3 separate regions of the Homo sapiens genome follow, and all the other regions are linked to region 1. The links are chromatin loops, found by intact Hi-C in ENCODE. Cell type or tissue: dorsolateral prefrontal cortex. All regions are shown on one strand.

Region 1 (2,500 bases):
AGTTGAAGTAGATGAAGACGACCCGGGAGACCTCATCCTCCCCGGGATTGACGAAGAACAGCATGTAGGTGATGCCCAGGAGGGGCAGCAGCACCAGAGTGGCTTTCACAGCCTTCCTGGGGTGGGGCGGGTGGGGAGGCTCGGAGTCACAGCCCACCCCAGGACGGGCTGCCCGCTGGCTCGGCAAAGAGGGCCAGGTCGGGGGAGGGAGTGGCAGGTCTCTGGCACGTGAGAGGCATGGGGAGCAGGGGTTTCATCAGGGGGAGGCCTGAGGAAGGTGGTACCCGGTTACCTGTACTGAATGGTCTCAGACGTGGTGGATGCCCGGAGCTTGGTCATGAGGATGCGGACGATGTTGAAAAGGAAGATGAAATTGATCTGCAATTTGAGCACACCAGCGGGCCGGAGTGTGCAAGAGGCTTGGGACCCAGGCTTCTCAGCTCTGGCCTCAGTGCCCCTGCTGTTCTCCCTCCTCCTCATGAGCACCTGCACATCTCTGACCCATGCCCCCTCTTTGGGTGGCCCCCACCTCTAGGTAGAGGAGTCCTTTCTGTCCACGGTTGGCACTGATTGCCCCTCCCCACTGGGCCCTGTCTCCTGCCCCTACCCAGGTTCTTACCAGCAGGACCAGGATCATGGGGCCCTGGTAGATGTAGTCGGTGTACACCCCAGGCCTTTTGCCAAACCAGCACCTAGAAGGCCACAGAGGAAAGGGGAGGAAGGGTCATCTGCGTCCACCTCGATGGCATGGGGAGGGACAGTGCTTGGCCAGGACAGGACTGGGGCTGGAGGCCAAGAGGTAGATGTCCCAATTCCAACCCTGGCAGAAGGTCAAGTCACTTGATCCCACTGCCATGCCTCAATTGTCCCATCTGCAGAACGGACAGCATCCTCTGTGATGAGATGCAAAGTTGGAAGCAAGCACCGGGGCAGGAGGTAGACAGTGGGAAAGACTGAGTGGCTGGGAACGGGCATGGGCCCAACACGAGGCTGCATCCTCGGCTCCTCCTCACAGTCCCCTGGCAGTGGCTGAGGCCCAGCATGCCCTCTGGGGGGCTGCTGGTGGGAGTGGCACCACACCTGTCACCCAGTGGGCACCCAGCAGTTCGCAATCTCAGCCTGAATCTGTCCAGTCACAGCCTGAACAACCTTGAGAGGAATACTTGCACAGGTTCTACCTGCTGCAGGAGGTAATTGCTTTGCATTTTCCCGAGTGTCCCTCCAGCAAGCTCCAGGGAGGCCTGGGGAGTGGGTGGGGACCAGACAAACTGGAAGCCCTTATGTCCTCGTGGGTATGAAGACCCCCAGTGGCTAGATCTCATAAGCCAGAAATTGAGATTTGTAAATGAAACCTTTGGATTTTTTAAAGGTTGGCTACAAAATCGAGTTTTCAGAAAACACCATGCTGGCCACACACAGCTTCTGAGGGCCGGGTCCAGTCCTCGGGCCTCTGGTCTGCAAGTTCGTTTCTGGTTTCTCACACCCAGATCCTCTCTGTTGCAGTGTTGAATTCTCACCACCAGGTGGAGCTTCAGAGCCGCTCAGACTCACTTTCTCCTTTAGCCCAAACAGTTTTTGTTTTGCTTTGTTTTTTGAGACTCATGGAGTCTCACTCTGTTGCCCAGGCTGGAGTGCAGTGGCACGATCTTGGCTCACTGCAACCTCTGCCTCCTGGGTTCAAGAGATTCTCCTGCCTCAGCCTTCCCGAGTAGCTGGACTACAGGTGCGCACCACCACACCCAGCTAATTTTTGTTTTTTTGTTTTTTTTTTAGTAGATACGGGGTTTCACCATGTTAGCCAGGCTGGTCTCAAACTCCTGACCTCAAGTGATCCGCCTGCCTCGGCTTCCCAAGGCCTCAGCCAGCCTGAGTCAGGAGGGAGTCAGGAGGGAGTCAACCACATAAACACGCAAGATAATCTTCCAGGCTCCTCTTTCAGCCCAATGAAGCCGTGCAGGCCCCCTCCCCTCCATGGGGGAGGAGAGGGCTTGTCACTGTGGTGGAGGCCACTTGGACGCCAGGTCCGTCAGTCAGATAGGTTCCCGGGAACACTTGTTTGGCAAAGAAGGTCCTGGGGCTCCCCTGCCATCCATGTCCACCTTTTCTGCCCCGCTCTCTCTCAGTGGTTCTCAATCTGAGCTGCACATTAGAATCACCTGGGCAGTTTTCAAGACTTCTGGGTGCCAGGCCACACCCCAGACCAATTGCGCCTGATTCTCTGAGGGTGAAGCCTGGGCATTGGTACTTTTCCAAGCATTCCAGGTGATTCTAATGTGAGCCAAAGTTGAGCTCCACTGCAGCAGAAATCAAGTTTCCAGGCACGATTGGAAACATCTGAGTCCATTTCATAAGGAACCAAAGAACTTCAGAGCTGGAAGAAGCCTCTGAGATCATCTAGGTCCACTTCTATTAAATTCATGGACTCTTTTATTAAGATGTCTTAATATTAATAGAACACATTTATATAGCATTTACTCTATGTGCCAGGAGCTATTGTAAA
Region 2 (2,500 bases), 49 kb after region 1:
GGCCGGCGGGCTGTTACCTTGACGAGACGGAGCTGCGGGTGCCCTCCCATCCTCGGGCTCGCTCGGCTACCGTCCTGAATGCCCGGGTCCTACGGACATCCCAGAGGGACCGGCGGGCGGCTGCGGGCTCGGGCGGCACGGGGTGGGCGGCCGGGCTCCTCGGTCGCTGCCTGGTGAGGAGATGCCCGGCTCGGCGCTTCCCGGCCCCGCGGCCCGGCCCGGCCCGGCCCGGCTCTCGCTCGCCCCTTCCCGGGGAAGTCTGGCCGCCGTTTCCCGACGCAGCCCGGCCCGCGGCCGCCTCTTGCCGGCCTCGCCCCCGCCACCTCCCCCACGGTCCGCGCCGCTCCTCGCCTCGGCTCCCCGCCCCCTCGCCCAGCTCGTCCCCTCCCCTTCCTCCCCCTCCCTCTCCCCTCCGCTCCCCTTCGGTCCCTCCTCCGCGCCTCGCCCCTCGGCTCCCTCCCAGCTCCTCCTCGCCTCCTCCGTTCCCTCCCCTTCCCCCGGCCCGCTCTCTGTGTCCCGCCGCCAGGATCCCCTTTCCCTGCGCCCGGGGTTTGCGGCAGTCCTCGGGGCGCGCTGGCAGCAGTGGCGGCCGCCGCAGCCCGGGGAGAAGCCGGGAATGGGGGAAGGGGGCCGCGGTAAAGGATCAGCCTCCCGCCCGGCCGAGGTCGGGGCCTGGGAAGTCCCAGGGATCTGGGGTGACTTGGGCCAGGGTGCTCAGGTGAATTTATGAGGGCGAGGCTATTGGGGGCTAGGGAACAGGGCGGTCCCTACTGAGCGGAGCCGCCGCGGAACCCAGTGAGGCTGCGACCTGCGTTTGGGCAGTTCCCGCCCTGCGGCTGGCTAGGAGGAGCTCCTCGCCGCCCCCATTCCAGCCGCGCCGGGCGCTGGGCCCGACCCCCAGCACCTTTGGCACTGATGTGCCTGGTGCGCGCTGAGACGCGAACGCTCTGCAAGATGAGCCCTTATTCATTCGTTCCTTCTTTCCTTCATTTGTTCATCTTACAAACTGAGTGCCTGGCCACTTTGGTTCAGGCAAGAGGCTGGATCTGGGAACCCTTTGGACCTGGGAGCCCCAGGATGAAAGGGAGACGGCGGTGCCCTGCAGGACAAGCGGGCACTGAACGCTGCCCAGGGGAAAGCCGGGCGCGCATTGCGTTGCAGCGCGGCGAACGCTGCTAGGAGCCCGCGGGCAGGGCGTGGGGAGGACACAGCGCCCCCTCCCGGCCGGCCGAGCCCTCTGGGCAGCGGTGGGCCTCCCCGCCAGACCCCGGGGCCGTCTTCTGAATTGGCTTCGGAGCTCCCCATCCCAGGAAGCAACTCCCAGCCCTTCCAGATGAACAGAACTTTTGACTTCCTCTTCACTCTTCCTCTCTCCTACCAGAGCTGAAAAGGGAGAAACTGGGAGGTAGAGAAATCTTCACTCCACCCGCAGAGCCTAGGCCGCCTGGCCAATGCAGCCCCTATTGGGTACACCAGAGCACCTGGGGCGGCGGGCAGTCGGCTTTGAAATCAAACTGAACCCACCTGCCCTGCACCCTGTGCCCTGCCGTGCCCACCCTACTCCTCCCTCCTGCCCTCTTCTCAGCACACTGGGCAAGAGCCAGCGTGTTCATGGGTCCACTGGCCTTCATTTGGAGCTGGAGTTATTTTAGAAGATCGTAAGATCCAACACACACAGTTTACTGGTGAGAAAATGGAGGCACACAGAGGGTAAGCCTAGTCCTCCTTCACCTCATTCCCAGCTCACAGTGCCTGGAGGGCTGGGCCCTAAAGGGGCCTGGGACACTGAAGTGGGGAGGGGCATTGCCCAGGAAGCCAGCTGCTCACATGGCTTATCCACACACCTGGCACTTTCCAGGTGAAGCACACAGTCCCGAGTCTTGCAAAACCCCCATTAGGTTAGTGCTCCGGAGCTGGCTGTGCCGAGTTGGGCCCTGACTTGCCCCAGCCAACCCCAGAAGGGATGGACATGCTAAGCAGATGGACAACTAACTGTTACCAACAACAGTTAAGTGCGGGGCAGTCTGATGTGCAGGTTCTGGAGTCAGATGGCCTGAGTTTGAATCTTGGCTTTTCCACTTACAAGCTGTATAAACTTGGAGAGTTATTTAACAATGCCTCAATTTTCTCATCTATAAAATCGGGGTAGAAACGCTACTTCTGAGGGTGGTTGGGGAGTTTGAAGGAGTTGGTATTTGTAAAGAGCTTGGAACGGAGCCTGGCACATAGTGAGAGCTTAATGAGGGTTAGCTGTAGTCACCAATACTATGATCATCATCATCATCACGATGGAGTGGACTGGATGCTCAAGTGTGAGGGGTGGCTTGGTCCCACCCTCTAGGCAGTTCTTTGTGGGGAGCAGAATTCTTGATCAGAAATTCACCAGCAGCAGTAGGCTGTGGAATCAGAGGAGAGGAAGCCGGTTGGTCCTCTGGTAGCTTTGCCCAGGCCCAGCCAAGGCCTTGCTCCCTCCCTGGTCCCACCTTGGAGCACACTCTCT
Region 3 (2,500 bases), 400 kb after region 1:
GAAATCTGAGCTGCAGAGATAAGGCAGAACTCCCAAGGCCTACCAGCCGCCAAGCAGCAGAGTGGGGCATCATACCTGCCTGACCCCACGCAAAGACCATCACCACTGCCAGCCACTGCCTGGCTGTGCTGCAGGTGGAGAGGGACCTAAAAGGTAGGGAGGGAGAGAAGATTCCTCCAGCCACGATTTTCTTTTTTTCTTTTTTGGTTGTTGTTTTTTGAGACGGAGTCTTGCTCTGTCGCCCAGGCTGAAGTGCAGTGGCACGATCATGGCTCACGGCAGTCTCCGCCTCCCAGGTTCACACCATTCTCCTGCCTCAGCCTCCGGAGTAGCTGGGACTACAGGCTCCCGCCACCACGCCCGGCTAATGTTTTATATTTTTAGTAGAGACGGGGTTTCACCGTGTTAGCCGGGGTTTCACCGTGTTAGCCAGGGTTTCTCAATCTCCTGACCTCATGATCCGCCCGCCTCGGCCTCCCAAAGTGCTGGGATTATAGGCGTGAGCCACCGTGCCCGGCACCAGCCACTATTTTCTAAGCATGTCGGGCACCAAAGACCAGTGCTGAGTTCTGCTGTGTGCCCACCCTGGAGGGTCCCAAGGTGCCACCAAGGCTCAGACACACAGATTCTCAGAGGAAGTGTGGACTCACAGGTGGGCAATGCCTAGCAGAGGCAAAGATATAGAGGTAAGGGAGTTCCTTACTTACTATATCTTACAAAGATATAGAGGTAAGGGAGTTCCTTACTTACTATATCTTACAAAGATATAGAGGTAAGGGAGTTCCTCTGAATCTGGGTGGCCAGATTCAGCTTCCCACCCAACCCTGGGTCCCCAGGAGGTGGTGTCAAGAGAGGCCATGGCCTGGGATGCGGGCCCTTCTTCCTCCCAGAACACTGGCCTGAATCAGCCAGCTCTTGGCACACACAGCCAGGTCCACAGGCACAACTGTTCCTTGGGGCCCCTGAGGGCAGGGGGTGTGCTGGGGCTGTGGCTTGTAATGTCTGGAGTGAGTGCAGGCTCAGATCAGGGCGAGGCTGCTTGTCCAGAGAGGCAGAAAATTCTCCAACAGAAGACCCCCAAGGCGGAGGGCCCTGGGGCTGGACTCCTGGAGGTTGTTCTGAGCTTACCCTGTGGACGGATTGGAGGGTGGCCCTCCTTCCCCACAAGGATCAAGAGGGGGTGGGGGATGGTGGGAGGGCAATCTGGCCAGGCGAACCTGCGGGGGAGGCTCCCGCCCTCCCCAGTCCCACCATCTCAGCCCCGCAGCCTCTTTCTCCCTGGAGACAGCCAGGTGCGGCCCAGGATCCCGGGAAAGGCAGGGGAGGGGGTGGCGTCTTCGCTCCTCAGGCGCTGGCCCGGCCCAGAGGGGACAGGAAGCCAGGACACCGGGGATTGTCTCTCGCAACCGCAGCCCAGCCCCAGTCCGGGAGGAAGTTCTGCCCGGCGCTCTCCGCCGGTGCCTCCCTGGTTATATTGTTGAACAGGAAACCCGGCAGCGCGGGAGCCGCACAGTCGAGGAGGGAGCGCGGGACGCCGAGCCCACGCGCGCCTGCCGGGGCAAGTGGAGGCGAAGCCGGCGAGCGGACGCCCCGAGGTGCCCGGGCAGGCAGGGTCGGGAGTGGGGCGCCGAGCGGGGGTTGGGGGTGGGAAGTGGGGTGGGGGTGGGGAAAGGGCAGGGTTGGGAAGGGAAGGGTGCGGCAGGTGGCGGGTCCGCACCCGGGAGCTCCGCGCGCCTGCTCCCCTTGTCTCCGCGCTGGGGCGGGAGCTGCGCGGGCCGCATCCCACGGGGAGGAGAAGGTAGGCGAAGGGCTGCCCTCCATCTGGGGGCTGGAGGGAAGCAGGCCCAGGCCCCCAGCGCCGACCCAGGCGTTGACGCCCCTGTAGCTTGAGTCGCCTGGGCAGTGGACGCAGGGGACCTCCTGGCGACTGGTGCGCTGTCGCGCTCCAGGGATCCTCCCGGCTTCCCCAATCCCTCCCCTTCTCTGCGTTTCCCCAGGGTCGGGGAAGGAACCGAGGTCCGGTCCCCTTCTTATCCAGCCCGAGACATCGAGCTCCGGTGGGCGTCCCTGCGCTGGGAATCCCGCTCGGAGTTTTTCCAGGCCCGGCCGGGCTGCTCCGGGAAAGGCCCTGGTGAGGGAAGAGGTGGGCCCGGAGCGGGCGGATTTGCAATCCGGTTGGAAGGGCTCGCAGTGGGTGATTCAGGGTGCAAATGACCTCCCCGGGAACAGGAACGCCCGCACGAGACAACCAGCCCCAGCCCGGCATTCCCAGAGCCGCGCACAGGAGGGACGCAGGCACTCCCGGACAGCAAATCCCGGGGGGTGGGGGGTGGGGGGGCGGGGAATAGAGGGGGAAGGCGGAGCGGGGGCGGTCCCATCCTCCTTGGGCTCCGCTCGCGACCTGCCAGTGCCCCTTCAGACGCAGCAGTCCCGGCTCCAGGTGCCGGCCTTCTGCTCTGGGCCTCGTCCCAATGCCCCCCAAGGTCCCCAGCAGAGGCAT

The links. Hi-C counts contacts between places; a loop is a spot of excess contacts. Peaks named below come from ENCODE experiments on the same cell type or tissue, not always from the same donor. Only the 100,000 strongest peaks of a DNase experiment are listed, where the experiment ranks them.
Region 2: a loop joins it to region 1, with 6 times the contacts of the local background. A loop is called at or near these places in 8 of 110 quality-filtered maps.
Region 3: a loop joins it to region 1, with 2.4 times the contacts of the local background. A loop is called at or near these places in 5 of 110 quality-filtered maps.

Annotation. Positions count from the first base shown.
Region 1 is chr17:45,831,330-45,833,829 of GRCh38, reverse strand. LINC02210-CRHR1 (LINC02210-CRHR1 readthrough) reads right to left here. Exons shown (of 15, transcript NM_001256299.3): 11 at 620-692; 12 at 293-378; 13 at 1-116. It overlaps CRHR1 (corticotropin releasing hormone receptor 1), which reads right to left. Exons shown (of 13, transcript NM_004382.5): 9 at 620-692; 10 at 293-378; 11 at 1-116. Among named protein-coding and RNA genes, the nearest start is that of SPPL2C, 12 kb to the left of the region's middle. In dorsolateral prefrontal cortex, CTCF peaks have their summits at 1,312 and 1,523 (motif pointing right); a DNase peak (open chromatin) is centred at 1,489.
Region 2 is chr17:45,782,095-45,784,594 of GRCh38, reverse strand. The region is part of intron 3 of LINC02210-CRHR1 (LINC02210-CRHR1 readthrough); the gene reads right to left. It overlaps CRHR1 (corticotropin releasing hormone receptor 1), which reads right to left and starts at 275. Exons shown (of 13, transcript NM_004382.5): 1 at 18-275. The coding sequence starts at 50. In dorsolateral prefrontal cortex, a CTCF peak has its summit at 1,213 (motif pointing left); DNase peaks (open chromatin) are centred at 439 and 1,164; H3K4me3 peaks cover 1,258 bases; H3K27ac peaks cover 1,667 bases.
Region 3 is chr17:45,431,847-45,434,346 of GRCh38, reverse strand. It overlaps ARHGAP27 (Rho GTPase activating protein 27), which reads left to right and starts at 1,477. Exons shown (of 20, transcript NM_001282290.2): 1 at 1,477-1,595; 2 at 1,998-2,131. It also overlaps a transcript of PLEKHM1 not described here. In dorsolateral prefrontal cortex, no CTCF peak of the experiment used is centred here; a DNase peak (open chromatin) is centred at 1,434; H3K4me3 peaks cover 1,324 bases; H3K27ac peaks cover 1,402 bases; H3K27me3 peaks cover 1,962 bases.